Regions from separate parts of the Mus musculus genome. Here region 2 is linked to region 1. A link is a loop called in an ENCODE intact Hi-C map of the cell type or tissue named here. Cell type or tissue: heart. All regions are shown on one strand. Links, peaks and the distances in the headings refer to the core of each region. The heading gives the core; the rest is flanking DNA. Region 1 holds the start of Usp38 (ubiquitin specific peptidase 38). Region 2 overlaps Abce1 (ATP-binding cassette, sub-family E (OABP), member 1).

Region 1 (2,918 bases), core at 1-2,500:
TTGCATAAGGGTATTTAGTTTTGCTCTCCATCAAGAACGTCTCTTACTGGAGGAGTTACTCTAATAAAATAGGCTACCTGGCCTCTTTCAGTACCCCCAAAGAGAATGCTTCCGGGGGGGAAAAAAGCGCACTGTGTTGATGAGACACACGTGTTGAATTTCCAAGACACACTTTTCTGAAATAATGACCCTTACCTGTGGAAGAGATGCTTGCAAAAACTTCTTGCAGAGAAGGTAGCAGCGTGGAGGGCTCAGCCTTCCAAATATTCTGTAGTAAGGTACTCACTTTCGTTACCTGGGAGACATACTCCCGTAGTTCCTTCTCCTGAGTGGACACGCACTGGAAATGACCTATCGTTCGAACCAGCTGTTGACAGAAGGTAACTGACAGTTTCCCTTTGGGGACGCACTGCACGAAATCGGTCAGGAGGTCGCTCAGCCGGGCACAGAGCACTGGCTCCGGCCTCTCGCAAACCATTCGCAGGACCTCCACCTGGAGCAGGCTGAAGAGATCCAGCACCGACGGGCAGCTCATAATCAGCTTCAGGCCGTTGTGAATGTAGTCCAGGATGGCGACGTCCTTCCTGTCCACTGAGTGGTAGCCCTGCTGAAGGAGGCCCAACACGAAAGTCTTGTTGAAGAAGGACTCGAACTCCGGCCGGTGGTACCGCGCGTAGGCCTCCAGCACCTGGTGGCCCACTTGTCGCTGGAAAGGGTCCTGGCCCTCCAGGATGAGGCGGGTCGTCAGGTCAAACATGGCCTCGCACTGCGCCTCGTCGAGCCAATGCTCCGCGAACTCCACCACCTTCCGCACAATCATCCGCTTGAGGGGCAGCGGGTGCGAGGAGCTCACCAGGCCTTCCAGAATCTTGTCCATCGTCGCCACTCTGCAAGGCCAGGCCCTGGGGATAAAGAGCTGGCAGCGGCAGCCCCGGGGGGCAGCAAAGCGCCCCGGCGGGGAGGAACTTGGAGCCAACCAGCAGCAGGACCGGCCACCGCCACCGCCGCCTCAGCAGCCACATTTATCGAGTGGGAAGGCCCATCCGAGCCGGGACGGGAGCGAGCGATTCTGGGACGCCGAAAGGCTGCGGGTCCCCGCGGTCCGCCTCAGGGGCCGGAGGTCCGCATAAGGCTGCCTCGCTGGGCCCGCGACCTCTCCCAGCCTCCGGGCGCAGGGACCCTCCAGGCTGAGCTGGAAGGTGAGGAGCGCCTTCGTGTCCCGGGTCAGTGCGGAGCCCCGGCTCCCGCGGGTGGGCAGTTAAAAGTCGCCCTGGGTTGAGTCAGGAGGCACTGTCAATGCGAGTACCTCGATCTGCCAAGGAGAGGAGCCGGAGGCGCGGAACACCCTGAACCCGGAAGCAGAAATACTGGCGAATAGGAAGTGAAGCTCCGAGGTACAGCGGATAGGTCCGCCCTCGCCCCGCCCACTTTTTTCCGGTCCTTTCCCGGCTACGTTCGACCCATTTCCTGCTGGCCCCGCCCCTCCCCCTTCTCCATGTAGCTCCTCCCCCGATAGGCCGCGCCCCCTTCCCTGGCGCGCAGGCGCAGAGGCACGGAGTGAGTCACGCGGCCACTCTCACGTCACTGGAGACTGTGTGGTACGTCACTGGCGGACTTCCGGAGGCGCTGCTCAGGGAGCCTACTCTGAGCTCTGAGGTTCTTGTCGCCGGACGTGGATTCCGTCAGTGGTGAGGGTTAGAAACTCAGAGACCACTCAGCGCGAGCGAACCGAGAGTCTATACTGAGCCGCCGGCGACTGCCGGGGGGAAACCCTTCTCTCAGAGCAGCCGGAAGAACGCACTGTGCAGGGAGCTGTAAAAGGCAGAGAACACGGAAACACTACTTCCTTGTTTGCCGTTGGCAGGGAAATAAAGTAAGCAAGCAGCTTACTAGAAGCCCAAAACGTGCAGTTGCCTGAGGCATTTCCCCGAGTTTCTAGGACAGAGTTGGGGTACAGGACTTTTCACTTTCATCAGGGAATGATGGTGTCAGTTTCCGGGTAAACCAAAGATGGCTCCACCTGAGACAAAATGGAGGAACTTTTACTATGTCATAGTCTGAGACATGTTGCTTATGAAGACAATTCGAGGAAGTGCTATTAATTGTTTAAAATCTTGTGTCTGAGAAAATTTTGGAAACGCGAGAAGAGCACTAGTTGAGGAATGGAGGAAAGTATAAGAAAACAAACAAACAAACAAACCAAGCTTTGGGGGAAATCTTTCTAAAGACCTTGTTAGGCCCAGACATACTCCAATGCCTTAAATGGCTGGGTTTTTCCTCTGAAACAATTGCTAATGTAGAGAGAGTACTGGTGGCTCATATATTTAGTGGTGATTCAAAACAAGGTTGTTGTAAGAATAGATTTTTTAGCGGGTGGTGGTGGTGCTCGCTTTTAATCCCAGCACTTGGGAGGCAGAGGCAAGTGGATTTCTGAGTTCGAGGCCAGCCTGGTCTACAGAGTGAGTTCCAGGACAGCCAGGGCTACACAGAGAAACCATGTCTGGAAAAAATAAAAAATAGTGAGCTTTTGTATTCAGTGTTCAGTGTATAAGCAAGATCCTTCTCAGCTAAATTTAGACCCAGGCATAGTGGCATACACCTTTAATCCATGGAGATAAGGCCAAGCAGATCTCTGAGTTCAAGGCCAGCCTGGGACAAGCAGGTTCTAGGTGAAGAGCTTAACTCCAGGCCTGGTGGTACATGCCTTTAGTTCCAGCATTACAAGAGACAGCCATGTAGGTCTCTGAGTTCATTTCAGGAAACCCAAACTTAGGCAGAGAGGGAGTTAGAAAACAGAAAGCTGATAATAGAACATGGTGGAGGTGGGAGGACACATTCCAGCTTCAGCAAGCAGCAGAACTTGGCAGCTTTGGCCATGTGGCTCTGGCTTTAAAGAAGGGATTACTGGGACAATTGAT
Region 2 (2,918 bases), core at 300-2,799, 1.3 Mb before region 1:
CCAGAAGAAAGTTCTCAGAAAAGAATCCTTTTCTGTAACAGTGTATAGCCTTACAATACACTACGTTGTCTTCAATGATTAAAATACAAAATGCCAGTTTCATATACATATTAGAGCAATATATAGTAGTGATGTCAACAGTAATACATTTTTAGGCATTAAAGAAAAAAATATACAGCATTATGAACAGGTTTTCAAGTTACCTTCTCTTACACTAAAAGGCATCGTGACAACACCATAAGCACTCGGTACCCCATATAGACAGCAGATGAAGTCAGAGAGATAGTCTAATACACTTAGATCATGCTCCACCACAATGATATATCTGAAAAGCAAAACAAATTTTTATTTTTAAATTTACTCTAACATCATTAGCTAAGACTCTTATTTATATATATATAATTTTTTCTACTATAGTTGTAAATCTTAGAAAATGGAATAAAAAGTATAGAGAACATAGTAAAGCCACAAAATATTTTCTTATACAAGGCTTATTATTGATGTTCCTATTTAAAATGTTTTCCTCAGTATATATTTGACTAAGATGATTTAAAAATCTATTGCTAGAGCAGAAACTACCAACCAGCGCAGTGATGAAGCGTTTATGCAGACTTGGTTCTCACCCCACCTACTTTACACGTATCTCCAAAACCAGCTTAAACCATTAGCATAAAGTTCTCTGCATAAAGTTCTCTTTGTATAAACAGACTAATCATGCTCACAAAAAATTTTCAGATTTTTCAAGCTTTTAAATTTTCATGTATCTTACTATTTATTTATATGCAGAAAAAATTACAACTTGCTGTTTATCTTCTTGATAATGCATTTTTTTATTTTGTATGTTTAAGGGCCACTCCTTCCTTCCTAAACTTAGTCACTTACCAACAGTTTCACATTTTAAAATTCCACTTAGTTCCTATTCACTGTAGGGATACCTTTTCCAATATGCAAACGTATTTTTCTTACTCTTCAAAGCCCCTTCTTGCCTTTTTTGTATTCAAATGGAACTAACTTAATAATCAAAAGTTCTGATGTTTTAGGAACACAGCATCTGTGTACTCAAGAAATCTGTGCTACAAAAATATAGACAATATATGCAACGAAACTTCCAGCTTATTACTTGGATTTCTTACTGTTTTTTGGAGGATATGATCTTCAAAATTTTTATACCACTAAAGAGTGAATGAATGCATGCTTTGGTAGTTTCAGAACTGATACGCTCTCTGTGGCTTCTTCCCATCAGCCTACCATTACACATAGATTTCTACAACTCAGCAATACACACAGATTGGTACATCTACAAAAGCGTTTTACTTACTGTTTCTGCTTGATTAACTGCACATGTTACGACTAAGATGTTATCCTTTCTCATATTTAAGTCTTATAAAATCATTATCATCATTAGTTTTCATAAGATCAGTTCACTCCTGTTATACCTTTCTTTCCTTTTATCTTTTAATTGCACTTAGTGTAAGTGTGGTGTCTTGTTGTCCAGTGATTTGCTTGAATATCTAGATACTGAAATGTGTTGTGACTCACCTAGCTATGAATTCTTTTTTCTTTTAGCTCTTCTTTTATTGGAGTTACAATATTATTTGCTATTTAAAAGTCATAGATCAAAGTAGATCTGATCTATACTAAAAGGGGCTTAGATTAAGAAACTTAGTCATTTGATTCTCTATCTTTTAAGTTTGGTATACCATCCCTGATCTCAATCTGTACTACAGAGCTATAGCAATACAAACCACAACGGATTGGCATGGAATCGAATCTAAGACCCAGAGGTACAATCCACATACCAATGGTCACCTGATTTTTGATAAAGGAGCCAGGAATACATAATGGAAAAAAGAAAGCATCTTTAACAAGTGGTTACTGGTCTAACTGAATGTCAGCATGTAGAAGAAGCAAATAGATTCATTATCTCTCATCCTGCAAAAAATTCAAGTCCAAGTGGATCAAAAGATCTCAACATAAAACCAGATACACTAAATCTAATAGAAGAGATAGTGGGGAATAGCCTTGAATACATTTTTACAGGAGACAACTTCCTGAAGAGAACACTGATAGCACAGGTACTAAGAAAAACAATCAATAAATGGGAGCTCAATAAAACTGAGGAGTTTCTGTAAGACAAAGGACAATCATTACAACAAAAGGGCAGCCTACAGAATGGCAAATGATCTTCAGATCTTCACTAACCCTACATCTGACAAAGGGCTAATATCCAAAATATATAAAGGACTTATGAAACTAGACATTGATAAGCCAAATCAATTAAAAAATAGGGTACAGATCTAAACAAAAGTCTCAACAGAAGAATCTCAAATGTCTAAGGAACACCATCCTTAGCCATCAGGGAAATGAAAATCAAAACGATCCTGAGATTCCATTTTACAACTGTCAGAATGGCTAAGATCAAAAACCTCAACTGAGTCAGATGACTGCACTGCACCCCTTTATTCCCAGCACTTGGGAGGCATTTGGGAGGCAGAGGCAGCCTAGTCTACAGAGTGAGTTCCAGGACAGCTACAGAAAAACCAAAACCAAAACCAACCAATATCGCATGCACCCCTCCCCCCCCAATTCAGGTTGTCTCTCCCAGTACTCTCTCCCTCCATCCTTCACTCACTTATCTGATCCTTCCTGCTCCTATCCCCGGCTACACCCAGTCCCACCTGCAAAATCTATTCTATTGCCCTTTTCCAGGGAGATCCATATATCCCCTGGACAAGTCAAGGGGACAGCTCATGTTAACAATGATGTGGAATAAGGGAGACACTCCTCCACTGCTGGTAGGAGTGCACACTTGTACAGCCACTTTGGAAATCAATTTGGAGGCTTTTCAGAAAATTGGGAATAAATCTTCCTCAAGACCAGCTATACCCTTCTGGGACATATACTCAAAGAATACTCTA

The links. A loop is a pair of places that touch in the nucleus more often than their neighbours do. Peaks named below come from ENCODE experiments on the same cell type or tissue, not always from the same donor. Only the 100,000 strongest peaks of a DNase experiment are listed, where the experiment ranks them.
Region 2: it touches region 1 in a loop (3-fold over the local background); 2 of 42 quality-filtered maps call a loop at or near these places.

Annotation. Positions count from the first base shown.
Region 1 is chr8:81,013,560-81,016,477 of GRCm38, forward strand. Usp38 (ubiquitin specific peptidase 38) reads right to left here and starts at 1,347. Exons shown (of 10, transcript NM_027554.2): 1 at 196-1,347. The coding sequence starts at 877. In heart, for the core only: no CTCF peak of the experiment used is centred there; DNase peaks (open chromatin) are centred at 382 and 1,492; H3K4me3 peaks cover 2,426 bases; H3K27ac peaks cover 2,043 bases.
Region 2 is chr8:79,693,221-79,696,138 of GRCm38, forward strand. Abce1 (ATP-binding cassette, sub-family E (OABP), member 1) reads right to left here. Exons shown (of 18, transcript NM_015751.2): 10 at 204-325. Among named protein-coding and RNA genes, the nearest start is that of Abce1, 17 kb to the right of the region's middle. In heart, for the core only: no CTCF peak of the experiment used is centred there; no DNase peak of the experiment used is centred there.